Linked DNA regions of Homo sapiens: regions 2, 3, 4, 5 and 6 are each linked to region 1. The links are chromatin contacts, found by Hi-C or POLR2A ChIA-PET in ENCODE. All regions are on one chromosome and are shown on one strand. The core of a region is the stretch at or near the end of the contact, and the rest is flanking DNA. Distances in the headings are between cores, read along the strand shown. Region 1 holds the start of MED1 (mediator complex subunit 1). Region 2 overlaps LASP1 (LIM and SH3 protein 1). Region 3 holds the start of WIPF2 (WAS/WASL interacting protein family member 2). Region 4 holds the start of PIP4K2B (phosphatidylinositol-5-phosphate 4-kinase type 2 beta). Region 5 holds the start of CDC6 (cell division cycle 6). Region 6 holds the start of CASC3 (CASC3 exon junction complex subunit).

Region 1 (3,320 bases), core at 686-3,185:
GTGCCACCATGCCTAGCTAATTTTTGTATCTGTTGTAGAGACAGGCTTTTGCCAGGTTGTCTAGGCTGGTCTCCAACTTGTGGGCTCAAGTGATTCGCCCGCTTCGGCCTCCCAAGGTGCTGGGATTACAGCCTTGAGCCACTACCTGGAGCTAATTTTTTATTTTATTTATTTTCAATTTTTTTTCTTTTTTTTTTTTTTTGAGACGGAGTTTTGCTCTTGTTGCCCAGACTGGAGTCCAGTGGCACTATCTTGGCTCACTGCAACCTCCACCTCCCGGGTTTGGGTGATTCTCCTGCCTCAGCCTACCAAGTAGCTGGGATTGCAGGCATGCCACTGTGCCTGGCTAATTTTGTATTTTTAGTAGAGAAAGGGTTTCACCATGTTAGCCAGTCTGGTCTTGAACTCCTAACCTCAGGTGATCCGCCCACCTCAGCCTCCCAAAGTGCTGGGATTACAGGAGTGAGCCACCACACCCGGCCTTTTTTTTTTTTTTTTTTTTTTGAGACGAAGTTTCGCTCTTGTAGCCCAGGTAGGAATGCAATGGCGCAGTCTTGGCTCACCACAACCTCCACCTCCTGGGTTGAAGCAATCCTCCCACCTCAGCCTCCCAGGTAGCTGGGATTACAGGCATTCACCACCACGCCCGGCTAATTTTGTATTTCTAGTAGAGACGGGTTTTCTCCATGTTGGTCAGGCTGGTCTCGATCTCCCAACCTCAGGTGATCCACCCGCCTCAACCTCCCAAAGTGCTGGGATTACACGCGTGAGCCACAGTGCCCGGCAATTTTTTTATTTTTTTTGTAGAGACAGGGCCTCAGTATGTTGCCCAGGCTGGTCGCGAACTCCTGGGCTCCAGGGATCCTCCAGCCGCAGCCTCCCAAAGCGCTGGGATTACAGGTGTGAGTCACTGCTCCCGGCCTCACCTTTCGACCTCTGCTCCAAAACACACTCTTTGTTTTTCTTGAGAAACCTGCTGATAAATATCTGTACTTCGATGCTCCAACACTTTTTGAGCGACTATTACGTGCCAGAAACTATACAAAAATAATCAGGCAAGGACTCTAATCTGCAAAGCTCAGAGGAAACTGGAGAAGATAAACAATAACACAGTTCACTGTATCAACAGAACTATGCCCAAAATGCTAAGGCAGCATCTTAGCCGGAGTGTGGAACTTTAGAAAATCTTAGTAAAGTTCCACAGAAAAGTTGTTTTTCTGCAGTTCGTAGTTCGGTCAATAAAAGAACGAAATTCAGCGCACTTTAAAAATACACAATGGCACAGGATCTGAACACTTGACATTGTAGAGAACTGCTGGCTGCTAATAAATATAAGGACCTAATCATTTCATTGATGCCAAAATAGTCTCCAGTACGTTTACACACAGCCCTAAATTTATTCAGGCGTCTCTTCTGGAACGAGATGTAAGCTGATTTTGTATTCATTTGCCCCGTCTCCCACCACTTTAGGCCAAAAGTGCCCTAGTCGAGCATGAAATCTTCACAGAAGTTGAGAGTCCCCATCGCCCTAAAGTCGAAGCTCTATAATCACCAAGGAGGGTATAGTGACAATCTAAAACTAATACACATTCCCTCTCCTGGACTCTATGCCCCTAAAGTGGCCCCCATGGGACATCTGCAAGAACCTCCTCTCACAAACTGGCTCCCCCAGTTGTGTCCCGCCCCCTCCTTTCCCCTACAGTCACTTACCCTCGGTTTCCCCCTGAGCTTTCATCCTGAAGGCGAGGAGAAGCTAGATCCGCCACAAAAGGATAAGCCCTTCCCCACCACTAACGGAGGAAACAAGTTGGCTCGGGATCCCGGGACGCAGGGCACCAGCAGTCCCTACTCTTCCCGGGAAGGATCAATCTGAAGTCCCCGGCGGCAAGAAGAGAAGGGTGCTCGAGGCCGCCGCCATCTTCCCCAACGGAACTTCCCAAAATTCGCGAGATAAACCGTGGTCCTGCCAGAGAGAGGAAGAGGACAGGGCATCGAAATCTCGCGAATATTGGTCAATGCGTCGGCCTCGCGAGATTTCTTTCAGCGCAGTCTTCCCTTTGATCTGAGCTGTCTCAGGCCTCGCGCCGCTGGATATTAAACCTGCCGGCCGGTAGCTTTCGGCTCCCCTGCGGAAACCGCCATTTTTTTTTTATTTTAGCAGTTAAACAGCTCGCAAATTAAAATCTCCAGATCCCTGTACTGAAAGACTAGCTTTTCTTTTTTTTTTAATTTTTTTTTTTTTTTTTTTGAGATGGAGTCTTGCTCTTGTCGCCCAGGCTGGAGTGCAATGGCACGATGTCGGCTCACTGCAACCTCCGCCTCCCGGGTTCAAGCGATTCTCCTGCCTCAGCCTCCCGAGTAGCTGGGATTACAGGCACCCGCCACCACGCCCAGCTATTTTTAGTAGAGACGGGGTTTCGCCGTGTTGGCCAGGCTGGTCTCGAACTCCTGACCTCGCTGTCCGCCCGCCTCGGCCTCCCAAAGTGCTGGGATTACAGGCATGAGCCACCACACCCGGCCATGACTAGATTTTCAAAGGCTATTGGTATCAGGAGTGTCTTATGAAAGATAAGTTTAACCTGAGATACTAGATGCAATAATTACATCCTAAGAAAGATAGTGGCGCATTGTAACATGACGTTCAAAGCGAGCCTATAGCACAGTTAATTCCCCTTTTCTCATTTTTTTAGTTTCAAAACTATTTCTGGCTAGGCGCAGTGGCTCATGCCTGTAATCCCAGCACTTTGGGAGGCCAAGGTAGGTGGATCATCAGGTCAGGAGTTTGAGACCAGCCTGGCTAACATGGTAAAACTCCGTCTCTACGAAAAATACAAAAATTAGCCAGGTGTGGTGGTGCGCTCCTGTAATCCCAGCTACTCGGGAGGCTGAAGCAGGAGAATCTCTGGAACCCGTGAAGCGAAAGTTGCAGTGAGCAGAGATCGCGTCACTGCACTCCAACCTGGGTGACAGAGTGAGACTGTCTCAAAAAGAAAAAACTGTATCCTTTACTATCCTCAAACTAAGTGTTCTTCACTTAGTAAGCATCTGTGGAGTCCTAATATGTGTATATTTGGAGCTGCTAATACAAACATGAAAACACGGCTGGTCGCGGAGCTACTCAGGAGGCTGAAGCAGGAGAAGCGCTTGAACCTGGGAGGCAGAGGTTGCAGTGAGCCGAGATCATGCTACTGCACTCCAGCCTGGGTGGCAGAGCAAGACTCTGTCTCAGACAAATAAACAAACATGAAAACACAACCCTAGCGCTTGATAGGCTAATCTTATTTAGAGTTCCGAAAATATGATTGGTCACTATAATCATA
Region 2 (3,363 bases), core at 356-2,855, 550 kb before region 1:
TGTGCCCAGACTTGGTGATAAGAAGCCCCCTCCCCATATTATACCTGATTTCTGTCACAACTCTTTTACAGATGAAGAAACCGAGGCCAGGGGCTTGAGATGCAGGGCTTCTGTATCTGGAGCTACATTTCTCTGCCTCTGAGTGCCCTACCTTCCCCGATGCCCGCTTCCCAAAGGGCCTCCCACTAAGAGTCACCGTGCTGGCCCAGGGCTTCCAGGACTGAGGAAGAGCTGGTGCTAGGCAGGTTCTGGACTCTTGGGGTGGGTTGGTGCCTCTATCCACTGCATTCACTTCTGAACTAATGGGGAACAGCACATCCAAGCCCTTCTTGTCTGGATCAGAACAGAGAAGGAGAGGGAACCACATGGATGAGTGACTGGGGGCTTCAGGAGACAAACAAGGACTCTGACCCCCACAGGCATGTGCAGAGGACCTGACAGGTGTGGCCGTGGCTGCATGCGCATGCGCAGTCGCTCCAGTCCAAGCACAGCTCGGTGCTGCTGCCAGATGATTCCCTGCCAGGGAACTGCCTGGGTTTGTGTCCTGGGCTGACCTGTGTCCAGGACAGTGCAGCCCCCGTGGAGGAAATCCAAGCAGCTGGTGGGGTCTGGAACAGATGGCTGATGAGGTGGACAGTGAAGTCTCTGGAAGCCAAGGAATAGTTTCCTGTTCCATGAGTTTTCTCAGCCTCATTCTGTTCTTCAAAACCCTCAGGGGAGGACAAGCTGTTCCTCATATTTCAATTCCTTTCGTGCCAGGGAAGTCCTTTCTGATGTCTGACTTGAGTCCCTCTAGTACTGTGGTGGGGTGGAAGGGTTCTTCCCTGGAGCTTGGAGACCTGCTGAGATGCTGTCTGACCCCCGCTGCTTTCCTCCCCTCCTATGGCGGTGGCCTCTGAAGCCATCCCGGCAGGCTCCCAGAATCCGCGGGGCCTGTCAAAGGCGCACTGATGGAGCCTTCCCTGGGGCTGTCTCACCACCCTCCTTTCTGGGCACCAACTCTGTCCTTTGGCACAGCCCTCACTCAGCTGGTTGCTGAAAAGCTCCCCCAGGCGTAGTGGGCAGGGCCACATCCTGGCTAACATGAGGGCTGGGGCCACCCTGGGAGCCCTGGAAAGAACCTTTTTCCTATAAGCTTCCAGACAGGATGGGCAGGGAGTGAAGGGTCAAGAGTCAGGCAGATGAGGGTTTGCACTCTGGTAGTGCCGGACATTGACTGCTAAGCTCTGTGACCTTGGGCAGGGGACTTTGCCTTTCTGTGGCTCCGTTTCCTGATCCGTAAATTGGAGCTGTTAATTGCGTGGCTATATGTATGGTGGGATCTAAATGAGATGGTTCATGTAAGGCCCTGGACTCTGTGCCTGCCATTCACTGTGCACCAAAGACTTGGTAGTGGCTTATTATTACGAGTCTAACACCTTTTGGCTGAGGCCTCTGCTTTGAGTTGGGGACTTCTGATCAGGGTCTTTCTGCTGACTCCCTGTCCCTGTCTCCTGACTGGTTGCTGCCTCAGAGGGGCCCCAAGCCGAGGCCCTTTCGGCTCCTGGCCTGACTCCAATCCCTCTTCCTCCCCTCCTGCAGGTGCGCTACAAGGAGGAGTTTGAGAAGAACAAGGGCAAAGGTTTCAGCGTAGTGGCAGACACGCCCGAGCTCCAGAGAATCAAGAAGACCCAGGACCAGATCAGTAACGTGAGCTCTTGCCCTGCCCTGCGGCATCCCTGCTGCCCTCTGTTTGGTCCCCTTCCTGCCAGCCTGGCAGACGCAAGCCTGGCAGATGTGAATGAGGCCAGTGCCTCCACTACCCCTGCCCTCCAGGGTGGGCCTGGGGAAGAGCTTGGGGTTCCCAGATGCCTCTTCTCTGTGTACCCCCAGACCACCAGCACGCATAGCATTTTCTTCTTGAAGGGACTGTATTCTGTGGGGGCCTGTGTGCTAAATCAGCCCCCACTCTCTCTGACTGTTGTTCTTTTTTCTGGATATCGTGGGTATCGGTGAAGACTGCATGTCTCATCTTAGCACAAAGGTCAAAACTGGGGGGCGGGGAGCACCTGGCCTCCCCTGGTCTGCGCCTGGGTGCTGACATTGCAGTCATTTCCGCCCTTCCTTGGCCTCCTCCCCCACATCAGCCTGCTCTTCCTTCCTGTGTAAAAACCCCAGCCAGCTTCACCCGCCAGCCCTGCACCCCCTGGCTCACACCCCCCGCCTCCCTGATGGTCAGTGGCATCTGGCTGTGGCAGGGGTGGGCATGGAGAGTGGGCAGGGGATCAACTGTCCCCAGCATCGTGTGCCCTCCATGGCACCTGTGGCCAGAGAACAGGCCTCAGTTTCCTGCTTGGCAGAGCCACAGGCAAGCAGCCTGTGTGGCTTTAGGCATGCGGGGGCAGGGCACTGCGGTGAGCAGCAACCATGGGGGATGCGCACACAGAACTGCAGGGGCTGCCCAGCCAGCCTGGCCTAGGAGGTCCTGCCAGGGAGGGTTTAGGCAGGCAGCTGTCTTCGTGTCTGGAACAGGAAGGGATCAGTGAGCTGCCCATTGTTGCTCTGGGCTGAGGAACTGGGGATAGAGATTGCCGGGGGAGCCTGGCTTTCCGGTGGTCTCAGCACCCACTCCCTGGGCTCCACATCCCTTCCTACCCTCCACCTGGCCACCTCAGCAGGGCGCTCCTTTAAGAGCTTGGCTGGGCCGTGCATAGAGTGGGCTGCAGTGGTGGGTCAGGTGGATTTCAGAAGCACAGGCAGCCCACAGACAGCAGAACCAGCCATGCCCAAAATGGTGGCTTTCAAACTCTGACTTCAGCCTACAGTAAAATATACATTGTACGTCTTGACCCATCTGACAGGCATACATTTATGTAGAGGGAAAACAGAATGGAAGCTTTCATGAATGAGTACTTCCTACTTAGAGGGCGTTCAGATCTTTTTTTTTTTTTTTGAGACAGAGTCTCACTCTGTTGCTCAGGCTGGAGTGCAGTGGTGCTCCGCCTCCAGGGTTCAAGTGATTCTCCTGCCTTAGCCTCCCAAGTGGAGTAGCTGGGATTACAGGTGCACACCACCACCCCCGGCCAATTTTTGTATTTTTGGTAGAGACAGGGTTTCACCATGTTGGCCAGGCTGGTCTTGAACACCTGACCTCAGGTGATGTGCCCGCCTTGGCCTCCCAAAGTGCTAAGATTACAGGTGTGAGCCACCGCACCCGGCCACATTCAGATCTTTTCTAAAGATGCTGGTTGCAGGCCCCTATACACCCTCACATAATACAGCCCCTTTGAGGACTGTATTCCCAACACTTTGGGAGACTGAGGTGGGAGGATTGCTTGAGCCCAGGAGTTTGAGACTAGCCTGGGCAACATAGCAAAACTGTTT
Region 3 (3,331 bases), core at 363-2,862, 770 kb after region 1:
CTACAGTGGGCAGTGAATGCCCTCTGAGGACGAAGCATTTGCAGTAAGGCTTGAAAAATGAGGAAGAGGCGGAGGATAGCCAGTACACAGTCCCTGAGGTGGGAACTGCTGAATGGGGTACATTGCAGTGATAGAAATCAGGTCCTCATAATGTAGAGTGAGTGAGGAGGGGACAGGCAGGGGATGAGGTTGAAGAGTTGGGAGGCTCTGGTAAGGTGTTTGGACCCACCATCTCCCTGGCTCCATCGCCCCACGTATGGCCATGCAGGATGTAGACAGCTGAAAATCTTTACCTCGTGTCCTTGATCCCTATGCCTGCTGTGTTCCCTGCCTTCTCTGATTAATAATAAAATTCCATTCATCCTTCAAGGCCCAGCTCCAAACCATTTAGGAAACCTCCTTCCATTCTTTAGCAGGAATTAATTGCTCCCTTGTCTGACGTCCCACAGCACTAATCACACGCTGACTTGTATCTCAGCTAGCTGTTTATGCCAGTCTGCCCACCAACGTAGTGAGTTCCCTGAGGGCAGAGGCTCTGTCTTAGTCACCTCTGTAGCCATCTCCTGGTGTTTAGCAGGTACTCAATGTGACATTTACTTGACTAGTGGGTGGTGCCTAGTACTACTCATGGCAGAATAGAAGGAAAACAAAAATAATAACAACTTATGCTCTATCACGTTTTCCCATTCATTAACTGATTTCAGCTTTGCAACAACTCTATGAGACAGACGGGACAGGCACTATTAGACCCATTTTACAGATAGGGTAGCTAAGGCCCAATGGCACACAGCTTGTAAGTAATGGGGACTAAGTCCCAATCTTGCCCCCTTACTTCGGATTCTGTGCTGGGAATGGAATTAAACCAAGAGTATTTTGAAGCTATAATGGAAAGCGCTTTTCTGGGTGGACTAGGGAGAGATACTTAGTCAGCTGTCAGGGTTTAACAGCAGCTCCATCAAAGAGGGCACAGGATTTCTCTCTCTGGCCCAAGCAGCTGGAGGGGTCCACAGCACCATCCTATAGCCCTGGAAGCTGGAGGAAACCCCAGCCCGAGAAAGAAGAGACGGTGTTCGAGTCAGGTGGGTAAGATGACGTAAATGATGACTTGTGAGCAGTGGCCTGCCTCTGTTGCCATGACAACCGGAGCTTGACTACTTGGCCTTTGCAAGGTTGGCCGAGGCGGGTTCTTCGTTAACTCGAGATTAAGGAAGGATATTTAGGGGGGAGGGTGTGTGTGTGTGCGGCGGATTAAAGACGAAAGGAGTATATTCAACAATGACTGTTTAGCTCAGTGGTTCTCCACCTTGGCAACACGTTAGAATCACCTGCAACAATTTCCTGATGCCTAGGCTGCACCCCAGAATTAAATTATAATTTCCAGGGGTGGGAACCAGGCATCATAGTATTTAAATCTTGCCAGGTGATTCCAATTGCAGCTAAAGTTGCAAACCCAGCTTTTAGCTGGTAAGCGGAATTCCTGTGACCTTCCTAAGATGGCGTCCACTCAACCGCTTCCGCCTTTACGTGGGCCGGCAGGGGGCGGGCTTCCCAGGGGCGCATGCGTCTCGCATCTCTCCGCTCCCTGCTCTCTCCTCCTTTTTCCCCCGCCTCCATTTTGTTCGCGGACGCTGGGGACGGTGGGAGCAGATCCATTTCCGGGTTGGCAAAAGGGGCGGTGGCGGCGGCGGCGGCGGCGGCGGCGGCGGCGACGGCGAGAAAGAGCTTGCCGGGGGGCGAGCAGGACAGGACGAAGCCGGAGTGTAGGCGGCAGAGGATTCGCTCCCAGAGCAGCTGCGGCCAGGTCGGAAAGAGGCCGGGGCGGCTGGGTCAGTCGCTGAAATGACCTGCGGACCTGAGTGGGAGGGAAAGTCGCGGGGAGGGGGGCTCGGGGCGGGGCTTGAGAAGAGAGGGGGGCATTAGAGGAGGGGCCGGAGGGGGAGAGGGGTCTTGCGGGTGGGGCCTGAGGGGCGGGGGGCCGGGGGACTGTATCGGAAGAACCTGGAGGAGAGAGGGCGTGGGGAATCTGGGGAGGAGTGGTCGAATATTGGTATGGGGCGAGCGGGGACTGGAAAAATGGGGAGGAACGTTTTTGAGAGACAGGCAATAAGGGCTCCTGAAGGGTTGGGTGAGTTAAGGCGGCAACTCTGTGAGGAACGAGGTAATCGTGCGCAAAAAGGGAGACGGGAACGGAGGACCTGTTGGGAACGGCTAATTAGCAGGATGCTGTGGGTGAGGAGTCCAGTGTGACATTTTGGGGATTGAGTTAGGTGAAAGCTAGTGTTTGGGAAGATGGCTCGGGAAACTGCTTACACTAGAGGGAATCTTGAGAGCGTTCTTTGAAAAGGAATCAGAATTTAGTTAAAGGTTGGATTGAGAATGTTAAGATGCGCATTGGAACGTCTGGAGTTGAGGGTTCATGTTGAAGTGGTGTGAAGTGAGGGAAGATGGAATTTTTTTTTTTTTGTTTTAAAGGTGGGGTCTGGCTATGTTGCTCAGACTAGTCTTGAACTCCTGGGCTCAAGCGATCTTCCCACCTTGGACTCCCAGAGTGCTGGGATTACAGGTGTGAGCCACTGCACCCGGCCAAGATGGAAATGTTAAAGTGTTCAGCATGGCAGTGTGTATGGTCGAGTTTTTTATCAGGAAGGAAAGTTCTTAAAAATAGCATTGAGGCAAGGAACTGATATGTGATGGAATTCTTTTTTCTTTTTTTTTCTTTTAAGAGACGTGGTCTCACTCTGTCGCCCGGGCTGGAGTGCAGTGGCATGATCATGGCTCCTTAAAGCCTCGACCTCCCGGGCTGAAGTGGTCCTTCCACCTAAGCCCCGCCAATAGCTGGGACCACAGGTGTGACCACTACTCCCGCCTAACGTGTGTGTGTGTATATATATATATATATATATATATATATATATATATATATATATGTATATATATATATTTTTTTGTTGTTGTTGTTGGAGACAGAGTCTTGCCCTGTTGTCCAGGCTAGTCTGGAATTCCTGGGCTCAAGTGATCCTCCTGTCTCGGCCTCCGCAAGTGCTGGGATTACAGGGATGAGCCACTGTGCCTGGCCCAGAATTCGTTTTTTTTTTTTTTTTGAGATGGAGTCTCGCTCAGTGGCCTAGGCTGGAGTGTAGCGGTGCGATCTCGGCTCACTGCAAGCTCCGCCTCCCGGGTTCACGCCCATTCTTCTGCCTCAGCCTCCCGAGTAGCTGGGACTATAGGTGCCCACCACCACACCTGGCTAATTTTTTTTTGAATTTTTAGTAGAGACGGGGTTTCACTGTGTTAGCCAGGATGGATGGTCTGGATCTCCTGACCTCGTGAT
Region 4 (3,352 bases), core at 127-2,626, 650 kb before region 1:
AGAACTGAAATCCACAGGAAACCCAAGCTTGATCCTCCTTATTCCAAAATTCTAGTTAGTGAAGTTGGTGTTTCGGGTCCTTTTACTTCCTCTGCTCATTCCTAGTGTGGGGATTCATAAAGAAATGGTCAGAAGGCAAAGAGCAAGTGGTTGGAAGAGGGAGAATAAAGACCCTGAACAAACACCACATAAACAGTCTTCCAGCTTAAACTGTCAGGATCCAACTTCCTGGCAGGGGCTGTTGAACAATCTCAAAGCACCCTAAGGACCCAGGGGACCTATCTCTCCTATCTAGGACCATAATCACTATGCATCATCACAACATTGCAGCCACACAACAGATAAGTCAACATCTTTAAAATGATCACCTTCAAAAACTATGGGAAGACATATTATTTCTACTATGAATAGTCCCTCCTTATAACCAGGCATCCTCTTCTCTCAAATGGTTAATAGCCATTCTTTCTTCTCCCTAACCCAGAGAGACCCAGGTGAAGTGTCTGGTTCAAGGAAGCCTGTGCTTCTCCAGTTGATACATCTTGTTCAAGAGGGAAAAAAAAGGAAACCCAGGGTGGAGTTCTACATTCAAAGGTAAGGAGGCCTGGAGGATGGAAGAATTTGAGCAGCCACAACAACCAAACGATCAGAAAGAGAGGACTATTTGGGCAGACCACTGCTACTTGACAGAGCTGGCAGCCGGCTGTAAGGAACAAGGGGGAATATACACCCTCACAAACAGGATGAGGGGGGAGGAGGAGAAGCAGGGATGAAAGCGACTCCACTGCACTGAGGCCTTGCCTTTGCGCTCCATGGGCTGCCCCAAGCGAGCACGCCACACGCAGGAAGCCAGAAGGGCTGGAGGGAAGGGGAGGTGGCGACGGCAGACCACAGAGACACCAGGCCTCGCGTGGCGTGCGGGGAGTGCACACGGGGCCGAAAGGCGTGCAAGGGTGGGGTGGGCGTGCAAGTGGCTTGGCGAGGGGTGGCAGGCGTCACCGGCAGGGCCTGCGGGGCAAGGGCCCAGGGCTGCAGGGGGCGTGGGAGCGCGCGGGGCCGCGCTCAGAGGGGCGCGCAGGAGCTGGTTACCGTGTGGTTCACCCCCCACATCAGGACGCTGAGGATCGGCTCGCTGGCCCGGAATAGCTTCACTTTCTGGCACACGAAATGCTTCTTCTTGGTCTTGGTCTTGCTGGCGCTGAGCGGCGCCACCGCCACCGCCGTGGTGCTGGTGCAGTTGGACGACATGCCCGGGGCGGCGGCGGCGGCGGCGAAAGAGGGGGGCGGCGGAGACAGCGCACAAGCCAGCGGCCTCAGGCCTCCCCCGGACCGATCCCCACCCCCGCTCCCTCACCGCGCCATGGTCGCGCCCGTCCCGTTACCTCCCACCCCGCCCCGGTGGTTCCGTCCGCCCCACGCCCCGCCCTCCCGCCCCGCCCCGGGGAGCCCGCCGGCCCGCTCCGCACCCCGCCCCCGGGCGGTGCAGCCGCCCTGCAGTCCCCTGGCCCCGTCCTCCCCGTCCGCGTGGTACGGCCCGTCCCGGGGAGGCAGCGGCCGCCCCGCCCGCCCCTCCTCCCCGGGCCTGACAGAAACCCGCCTGGCCTCCGAACGCCTCGGGGCCCCGTGCCGGAGCCGGAAGGGGAGGAGGGCTGGGCAGGCGTCGCTGTGGACCGCGGGAGGGGCTCCCCGCCCGGGCCCCCCAACGCCAGGGTTTGGCTCTTTCCCGCAACCCGAATGCCAAGATGGCGGCGATGCCACCGCTCCGGAAGGGAAGGAGGGACGGGAATGCGAGGAGGGCGGGACGTACCATGCCCACCCCGGGGGAGAGGAGGGACGCAGCAAGGGGAAGAGAAAGTCCAGCCTAGAAAGCCAAGGAACGCCCCCTCGCTCCACCTAAGCGTGGATCTGCCCACTCTGCTGGGCCCCGGGCGCGCTCCACCCGCGGGGCACGCCCCTTGCCCCCAGGGCCAATGAGAGAAGCAGGCCAGGAACACTGGTTTTTATGAATGGGCCCCGCGCCCACCCACCTGCTGCCTGTTCTCCCCGCAAAGGGTCAGAGCTCAGAGGCCGCCAGCACCTTCAGACACCTATCCCACTAATCGTCTTACTCTGGCTCATTTCGTAAAATCTTTGAGTAAACTGCCCCACGCTTTGTTACATAATTCTCAGATGAGGGATCTCCATATATTCGACACAAATTACAGGTCAACGTTGTTCTTTCTGCATGGAAATTCGTAAACACGGTACTCCACAGGTGGTCGCTCTTTAAACAGTTACAAAAATAAATGTGGCCTTTATTACCAATTATAAAATAAACATAATTAACCCCGGCATAATGAAGTGATTAAATGAATAAAAACGTATGTTACATTCTCTAGGGAAAGATCGGGTTTCAAGCATTACAGTGCCTGGCATCATAAGTGTTCAAAAACAGAAATCCAAATACATTTTAAGCAGAATTAGGAATTAGCAGAACAAGGAAATCGCCCAGCTAATGTGCGGGTCAAGAGGGCCTAGGAGTTCACTGGTCAAATGAGGGCTTCTGGTGAAAGAATAGAGAAGGGAAAAGGAGTAAAGACAGGAGAGTGGCCCCTCGAGGGTTTTGTTTTGTTGCTGTTGTTTTTTGAGACGGAATCTCGCTCTGTCACCCAGGCTGGAGTGCGGTGGCACAATCTCGGCTCACTGCAAGCTCCGCCTCCTGGGTTCACGCCATTCTCCTGCCTCAGCCTCCCGAGTAGCTGGGACTACAGGCGCCCGCCACCACGCCCGGCTAATTTTTTGTATTTTTTTAGTAGAGACGGGGTTTCACCGTGTTCGCCAGGATGGTCTCGATCTCCTGACCTCGTGATCCGCCCACCTCAGCCTCCCAAAGTGCTGAGATTACAGGTGTGAGCCACCGCGCCCAGCCTGTTTTTTGTTTTTTTTTTAGTACCTGACTGAAAGAGACTAGCAAACAACTCCTGAAAATCTGTAATTGTAGTAAGGTTACTACACGGTAAGAAGTGAAGCCGCAAAATAAAAACTTCCATTTTATTTTCCTTTAGGAGCCATGGAGCATATTGGCAATTTGGTTCTGACTCCTAAAATCATTTTACTATACCTTTACACTGCCTACATTGGAGACTGCAAGCAGTGGAAAAGAATAGATACTCCAGATCTCGTCGATAAACCCAGGCTCCTCCTAAACCAGCCAGATTCAGAGAGAAAAACGAGCTGGCCTGCCTTATTGTATTACTTGCCATCAAGGTTCAATGTGGTTCTATTACCCAGTAAAGTCATTGACCAAACAAGGTATTTTCACAAAGCTAACCTTTTTTAAAAGCATGTAAAAATTGTACATTTGTACATATACGCA
Region 5 (3,482 bases), core at 798-3,297, 840 kb after region 1:
CACCCGCCTCAGCCTCCCAAAGTGCTGGGATTACAGGCGTGAGCCACCGCACCCAGCCATTTCCTGGTGTTTTCATAGGTTCCAATATGCATGCTAAGTACTCATAGCTTCCTAGGTTGTTTACCATAACCACCCCTTACAGCTGGCTGGGCACACATTACCATTTCAGGTTATTAAGGGCAATTCTTAGGTGCCCATGTTATAAAAATACGAACAGTGAAGGTTGCTTCCTGAGTTCTACTATCCTACTAAGACATCAGAAATACCATCTAGTCCTTTTAAAAGCTTCCACTGTGGCCAAGAGCGGTGGTTCATGCCTGTAATCCCAGCACTGTGGGAGGCTGAGGTGGGTGGATCATGAAGTCAGGAGTTTGAGACCAACCTGGCCAACATGGTGAAACCCCTCTACTAAAAATTCAAATATTAGCCAGGCGTGGTGACGCGTGCCTGTAGTCCCGGCTACTCAGGAGGCTGAGGCAGGAGAATGGCTTGAACCCAGGTGGTGGAGATTGCAGTGAGCCGAGATCATGGCACGGCACTCAAGCCTGGGTGATAAAATGAGACTTGTCTCAAAAATAAAAAAAAAAAAAGCTTCCATTGTGTGGTAACTTTCTCCATTCATGGCAGCCCATTCTCTTCACTTTTGTAGTTTTCAGCTGCTAAAAAGCCTTCACGAAATGTACTCCACCATCTCTTCCTGTTTAGAACCTGAATCTGTCTAATCATCCCCCTATGATAAAGTGGTCAAGAGTTTGATTTTCTGTCAGAGTTCAGAGTTCAAATTCTAGCTCTTCCACTTACTAGTTGTGTGACCTTGGGCAAGTTTACTCAACTCCCCTCTACTGTAGTTCCCTCATTTGTAAAGTGAAATAACACCAGGTTCATGGGGGTGCTTGTGAAGATTAATAAGGTGATGTAGGTAAAATACTGAGCACAGCCCCTGGCATACACTTAAGCACTCAATATTGGCTCTCTTCATGAACTAGGTACCAATTCACTGATGATCGTAATATTGTTGCTTCCCTCTTTCTAGGCTTTATGGCTCTATTTTGTTTGTTACTGAGGGGTAAAAGATAAATGTTTACCATCACCTAGAATTGGGTTCTGGCCTCTAAAGGAACCTGAGGCTTAGATGAATTATTGGCTTTGGAAGCTGGCCTTCAAATTACTGCGCTAATTTATATTTTTCATTAAAAACTCAGCTTGCCTCTTCTATATAGCTGTCTTCCCTGGCCCTGAAACCCTAGTGTTTCGCCATAAAAGATTTTAAAATTAAGGGGTCATAATTCCCTCCCCATGATGTGTGGATTAATGGTAAGAAGATGCACAGAACATAATATTCTTAGGTTGAACGAAATAAAAGTAAAGAGTTGGCTCTGTTTCTCACCTTTGAAGCACAAATCAAGAGATACTATGATGAAGCATAGTTTTTCTTTATATAGGTGTGTAGAACTTTACCATAAAAATCACTAGTTCAGCCATCAGGAGATCTGGATCCTAGGCTCTTCACTGTCACCAAGATGCTGTGACCTCTAACCTTGTATAGAAGTTTGCTTTGTACTTTGCGAGGTTGAGCATTAGAGAGGTAAGGAAAGTGCCTAGCATCATACCTGGCGCACAGAACCCAAAACGGTAGGTATCATGTAGCAGTTCTGAAAATCTAGCCCATCAGGATGATGCAAATGGGTACTTTAGGCAGTGAGAAGGGGAACCACATCTTGACACTTCCAGTCGAAGGAAGAGTGCGACTGCGCGGCAGCAAAGACTACGCCTCCCAGCGTGCTTTGCGGCGGGCCGGCCCGCTTTACCCAGAGTCGCCCTGCCGCAATCGCGCGTCTTTCCACCGAGGCCCCGGATGTAGATTCCCTCCCCCGTTCAGTGGTCGTGGCCTCACAGCGACTCTAAGACTTGGGGCTCTCTCATTGGCTGTAACTCTTCCACTGGATTGGTAGCAAAAAAAGAGGCGGTGCCCAAGGCGAAAGGCTCTGTGACTACAGCCAATCAGAATCGAGGCCGGGCTTTGGCGGGAGGTGGGAACGCTGTGGCCATTCGGATTTGGCGCGAGCGCGGCTGGAGTTTGCTGCTGCCGCTGTGCAGTTTGTTCAGGGGCTTGTGGTGGTGAGTCCGAGAGGCTGCGTGTGAGAGACGTGAGAAGGATCCTGCACTGAGGAGGTGGAAAGAAGAGGATTGCTCGAGGAGGCCTGGGGTCTGTGAGGCAGCGGAGCTGGGTGAAGGCTGCGGGTTCCGGCGAGGCCTGAGGTGAAGTGAAGGGAAAAGAGCTGAGCTCGCTGGAGGTCTGAGGTCGGGATCAGGGAAAGGGCAGGTGCCCTCGGGGTAGTTCTAGCAGTTATGCGTGGTGTGAAGGAGGTGAAAGTTGTAGGAAGGAAATATTCTGGGGTGCGTTGAGAGCTGCCTAGAATGAGGACTGAGTGCAGGGGCGGAAAGAACTGAGGGAAGACTGAGCTGCAGTGTGAGGGCTTGGGATAGAAGAGACTAAATGTGGCGGGTGCTGGGCTGAACTGGTGATAAAGACACCCCGCGTGCCTGGAGGGAGGAAACTAGAAGTTCTATATAAATCAATTCATGTAACTTTTTTTTTTTTTTGAGACGGAGTCTCGCTCTTGTCGCCCAGGCTGTAGTGCAGTGGTGCGATCTCGGCTCACTGCAACCTCTGCCTGCCGGGTTCAAGCCATTCTCCTGCCTCAGCCTCTTCATGTAGCTGGGACTACAGGCGCCCGCCACCACGTCCGGCTAATTTTTTTTTTTTTTTTGAGACGGAGTCTCGCTCGGTCTCCCAGGCTGGAGTGCAGTGGCGCGATCTCGGCTCACTGCAAGCTCCGCCTCCCGGGTTCATGCCATTCTCCTGCCTCAGCCTCCCGAGTAGCTGGGACTACAGGCGCCCACCACCACGCCCGGCTAATTTTTTGCATTTTTAGTAGAGACGGGGTTTCACCGTGTTAGCCAGGATGGTCTCGGCCCGTCTCGGCCTCCCAAAGTGTTGGGATTACAGGCGTGAGCCACCGCGTTTGGCCGTAATTTTTGTATTTTTAGTAGAGACGGGGTTTCTCCATGTTGGTCAGGCTGGTCTCGAACTCCTGACCTCAGGTGATCCGCCCGCCTCAGCCTCCCAAAGTGCTGGGATTACAGGCGTGGGCCACCGCGCCCGGCCCATTTCAGGTAACTTGTTATTGCATCGCTCAATTGGTTAAGAACTTGGGCTCTGGCACCAGATGCCCGGGGTTACATTCCTGTTTTTCTGTGACTTTGGGCCACTGTTTATCTCAGTTTTCTCATGTGTAAAATAAAGGCTAATAATAGTACCTACTCCTAAGATCGTTGTTAAACGAGTTGGTACCTAAAGTGTTTATAACAGCGCCCTTCCACGTAGTAGGTAGACAACAAATGTCAGCTGTTCTTGCATAGATTTGGATGTGAAGCAAAAGTGAATGCTAAAATAAGTGTGATAACATAATTAGGAAATA
Region 6 (3,623 bases), core at 693-3,192, 690 kb after region 1:
TCACGCCATTCTGCCTCAGCCTCCCGAATAGCTGGGACTACAGGCGCCTGCCACCACGCCCGTCTATTTTTTTTTATTTTTAGTAGAGACGGGGTTTCACCGTGTTAGCCAGGATGGTCTTGATCTCCTGACCTCGTGATCTGCCCGCCTCGGCCTCCCAAAGTGCTAGGATTACAGGCGTGAGCCACCGCGCCCGGCCTTGAATTTTCCTTTCATCTCTGAAGGCATTCATAATTACTTCCAGTTTCATGTTATCTATAAATTTGATAAACATCAGGATCCTTAACCATGTCATTTATAAAAATTTTACTCAGGAAAGGCCGGGCGCGGTGGCTCACGCCTGTAATCCCAGCACTTTGGGAGGCCAAGAACGGCGGATCACGAGGTCAGGAGATCGAGACCATCCTGGCTAACACGGTGAAACCTCATCTCTACTAAAAACATAAAAAGTTAGTCGGGCCTGGCGGCAGACACCTGTAGTCCCAGCTACTCGGGAGGCTGAGGCAGGAGAATGGCGTGAACCCGGGAGACGGAGCTTTCAGTGGGCCGAGATCACCCCACTGCACCCCAGCCTGGGCGACAGACAGAGTGAGACTCCCTCTCAAAAAAAAAAAAAATATTTTACTCAGGGAAGAATTCTATGCCATGGTGGCCTTTGTTTGATAACATACATTATTAACGTGCACTCCTGTAGGTGCACTAAAAACTTAGCTCATGCACTTTGTATATCCTTATAATGGTCCAAAGAAAACACACTGATTCTTTTCAATGGTGGCCAATGCCTTGCCAAAATGAAATAATTTCCATAAACCTTAAGAAGGAAATAATGTCAGGATTTTGAATCAACATCTGTTTCTACTGACCATTTATTTTTAAATAGGTTCTAAAATCCTGACAAGGGCAGTAGCTCATGCCTGTAGTCCCAGCACTTTGGGAGGCTGAGACGAAAGGATCGCTTGATCCCAGCCAGGAGACAAGCCTGGGCAAGAGCGAGACCCCATCTCTACAAAAAACAGAAAAATTAGCCGGGTGTGGTAGTGTGTGCCCGTTGTCCCAACTACTAAGGAAGCTAAGGCAAGGAGGTCACCTGTGCCTGGGAGGTCAAGGCTGCAGTGAGCCGCGCTACTGCACTCCAGCCTGGGCAACAGAGTGAGACCCTGCCTCGAAAAAGCCAAAACAAAACCGGTAATACTGGCATCATACCAGCCTGCACTTTGGGACAGGTGATGGCTGGGGTGGGAAGAAACGTGAAGAGGAAATGAGAACACAGAGAAAACGCTGCAACAAGAAGTCCTCTGGCTTCACTGCAGACAACTGGTTTCTCCTTCGCCCGTTATCTTAAACAAGGCTGGTGCAGCAAATCTGACGCAGCACTACAGCTTTTAAGATTTACCTTGATTCGTGATTTTACCAAGCAAAGGAATGCAGTAAATTGACCTGCTTCAAACGTAGGTAGAAGTGAGAAATGGAAACAGAAAACCATGAAACAGCCCTAGTGTTGCAGTGAAGCTGTGACAGGTTGACTCCTTCCACTCGGGAAGCCCAAGATGGCCGGGCCAGGAACCCGGGAGGCTGCTGAAGTCTCAATTCCCCTCGCCCTAGGCCTGCCCAAGGGAAGTCAGGAGCCGCGCCACGCCCCCTTACATCACCGATAGACGTAATCCGGGTCGGCCGCAAACGTGCCGCAGGCCTAGGCCCCGCCCAGTGCCCCGCCCCTCCCCCAACACACACACACACACACACACACACACACACCCCAACACACACACACACACCCCAACACACACACACACACACACACACACACACACACACACACACACACACACACACACAGCGGGATGGCCGAGCGCCGCACGCGTAGCACGCCGGGACTAGCTATCCAGCCTCCCAGCAGCCTCTGCGACGGGCGCGGTGCGTAAGTACCTCGCCGGTGGTGGCCGTTCTCCGTAAGATGGCGGACCGGCGGCGGCAGCGCGCTTCGCAAGACACCGAGGACGAGGAATCTGGTGCTTCGGGCTCCGACAGCGGCGGCTCCCCGTTGCGGGGAGGCGGGAGCTGCAGCGGTAGCGCCGGAGGCGGCGGCAGCGGCTCTCTGCCTTCACAGCGCGGAGGCCGAACCGGGGCCCTTCATCTGCGGCGGGTGGAGAGCGGGGGCGCCAAGAGTGCTGAGGAGTCGGAGTGTGTGAGTGCGCGCAGGCGGGGCGGGGTGGGGACCGGGCGGCGAGCCGGCCGGGGGCGGGGTGTAGGTGATGCTAGGTAGTCTGTGAGTTGATAGTAGATACTGGGACTTTTTTTTGTTTTTGAGAGAAAAGGGGAGTTATCCCAATGCGAGTTTGCATCCGGAGTTCCAAGGGAAGAAGAAGGATTGGGGGTTTCTGGGAGGATGGTAGAGCCGCTGGAGATGGAAAGCGGATGTTTTATTCAGAAGTCGGGGCTGGAGGGAAGGAGACCAGACCTGCCTTGGCTACTACTTGATAAAGATTTACCTATCTCTGTCTCCCTCTCCAACCATTTTGTGCTGAATCTTCAGCTTTTCACCCACATTTCTTTATTGGGCTCCCCACCTCTGGAAATCACAGAACTAACCCATGTCTTCTGCTTTCTTTCAGGAGAGTGAAGATGGCATTGAAGGTGATGGTGAGTAGCATCTTTTACCCCATTAGGACAAGAGTTTTTTTTAACATAAACTCAGGTCATCTATTTCCAACATCGACATTCTCACACACTGTCACGGATTTAGGGCCACAGAGTGCCTTTTTGTAACATAGTGGTTAAGAGCATAGGCTTTAGCAGTATAGTCTTCAGCAAGTTACCCTCTGAGCCTGTTTCTCCTTTTGTAAGTGGGGACTATAATTTTATCCACGTTGTAGGTTGATGTCAGAATTAAATGAGACTCTTAGTCTGACCTGTAATAAGCAGCCAAAAAATGTTTCTGGGTTTCTTTTTTTCCACATATTTCTGTTTTATTTCAGCTGTTCTCTCGGATTATGAAAGTGCAGAAGACTCGGAAGTGAGTATGACAGGTTTTTTCCTATGGTATAGATCAGAAATGCTTTTTAAAAACGTGTACACACCTTCGTTGCAAACGTACCATGACCTCCGTGTTTATCCTCTTGTGTATTCTTCATTTATGCTTCTGAAAAAGTGTTACAGAAGGTCTTGTTCACTTTAGACCTAGGGAAAACTTGGGGCACGCCGTCTCAAGCCACAGGTGTTATACTGTTAGTTGGCTTCTCTTCCTGTCTGAAGAATATGAGGTTCTAAATAAGAGAGTGAGGATATCTTGAAGTCCTCTGAAAGATGTTTGACAGTTTGTTTTATGCAGTGTAGGTTGAGAAGCCAGCCAATTGGTTATTTTTTTCCAAATCTATCTGAAGACTTTGAAAGGGTAGGATTCGGAATGTTTTGTGCCAAGAGCATCCATCATTTTATAGGTGGGGATTTTTCTGTTTTTAGGAGAAAGTTTCCTGTCTTTTGGATAAACTACTAGAGATGCCATCAGAGTAAGTGTTTGTTTCCTGGGTTGTTGAGTGGACTCCTGAGTTCTGGTAATGGGATTATATATAGGGGGAATTGGATGGTGGATCAAAGATTTTGTCTATACATTTTTAGAACTGTTA

Evidence for each region. A loop is a pair of places that touch in the nucleus more often than their neighbours do. ChIA-PET counts read pairs that join two places held with the same protein, here RNA polymerase II (POLR2A). Pooled maps may share reads with other maps.
Region 2: a pooled map shows a loop between it and region 1 (4-fold over the local background). The contact joins the enhancer-like site here to the promoter of MED1 in region 1. A Hi-C loop is called at or near these places in 2 of 50 pooled maps. POLR2A ChIA-PET finds 5 or more read pairs at or near these places in 9 of 52 experiments (A549, Caco-2, HEK293T and 6 more).
Region 3: a pooled map shows a loop between it and region 1 (15-fold over the local background). The contact joins the promoter of WIPF2 here to the promoter of MED1 in region 1. A Hi-C loop is called at or near these places in 6 of 50 pooled maps. POLR2A ChIA-PET finds 5 or more read pairs at or near these places in 4 of 52 experiments (CD4-positive, alpha-beta T cell, WTC11, activated CD4-positive, alpha-beta T cell and 1 more).
Region 4: a loop to region 1 is called in a pooled map, with 23 times the contacts of the local background. The contact joins the promoter of PIP4K2B here to the promoter of MED1 in region 1. A Hi-C loop is called at or near these places in 2 of 37 single-sample maps with no recorded cell type and 14 of 50 pooled maps. POLR2A ChIA-PET finds 5 or more read pairs at or near these places in 1 of 52 experiments (activated CD4-positive, alpha-beta T cell).
Region 5: a loop to region 1 is called in a pooled map, with 16 times the contacts of the local background. The contact joins the promoter of CDC6 here to the promoter of MED1 in region 1. A Hi-C loop is called at or near these places in 1 of 37 single-sample maps with no recorded cell type and 8 of 50 pooled maps. POLR2A ChIA-PET finds 5 or more read pairs at or near these places in 2 of 52 experiments (A549 and B cell).
Region 6: a pooled map shows a loop between it and region 1 (18-fold over the local background). The contact joins the promoter of CASC3 here to the promoter of MED1 in region 1. A Hi-C loop is called at or near these places in 9 of 50 pooled maps. POLR2A ChIA-PET finds 5 or more read pairs at or near these places in 7 of 52 experiments (A549, AG04450, CD4-positive, alpha-beta T cell and 4 more).

What each region holds. Positions count from the first base shown.
Region 1 is chr17:39,449,328-39,452,647 of GRCh38, forward strand. It overlaps MED1 (mediator complex subunit 1), which reads right to left and starts at 1,936. Exons shown (of 17, transcript NM_004774.4): 1 at 1,711-1,936. The coding sequence starts at 1,735.
Region 2 is chr17:38,896,831-38,900,193 of GRCh38, forward strand. It overlaps LASP1 (LIM and SH3 protein 1), which reads left to right. Exons shown (of 7, transcript NM_006148.4): 4 at 1,582-1,689. Among named protein-coding and RNA genes, the nearest start is that of MIR6779, 16 kb to the right of the region's middle. RefSeq lists enhancers at 1-295, 1,524-1,633, 1,862-2,383, 2,044-2,363, 2,384-2,903. Within about 2 kb of position 1,606, at least 26 of the 41 ENCODE cell types and tissues checked have a DNase peak (open chromatin) inside an H3K27ac peak, as active enhancers do; they include endothelial cell of umbilical vein, where a contact is called at or near this core.
Region 3 is chr17:40,217,692-40,221,022 of GRCh38, forward strand. WIPF2 (WAS/WASL interacting protein family member 2) reads left to right here and starts at 1,613. Exons shown (of 8, transcript NM_133264.5): 1 at 1,613-1,801. RefSeq lists enhancers at 954-1,003, 1,444-1,553, 1,454-2,232.
Region 4 is chr17:38,798,180-38,801,531 of GRCh38, forward strand. It overlaps PIP4K2B (phosphatidylinositol-5-phosphate 4-kinase type 2 beta), which reads right to left and starts at 1,377. Exons shown (of 10, transcript NM_003559.5): 1 at 1,087-1,377. The coding sequence starts at 1,245. It overlaps CWC25 (CWC25 spliceosome associated protein), which reads right to left. Exons shown (of 10, transcript NM_017748.5): 10 at 2,262-3,352. RefSeq lists an enhancer at 554-1,372.
Region 5 is chr17:40,285,832-40,289,313 of GRCh38, forward strand. It overlaps CDC6 (cell division cycle 6), which reads left to right and starts at 2,048. Exons shown (of 12, transcript NM_001254.4): 1 at 2,048-2,259. RefSeq lists enhancers at 1,808-2,615, 2,384-2,563, 2,594-2,663.
Region 6 is chr17:40,138,595-40,142,217 of GRCh38, forward strand. CASC3 (CASC3 exon junction complex subunit) reads left to right here and starts at 1,943. Exons shown (of 14, transcript NM_007359.5): 1 at 1,943-2,185; 2 at 2,613-2,640; 3 at 2,976-3,013. The coding sequence starts at 1,955. RefSeq lists enhancers at 1,554-2,494, 1,960-2,259.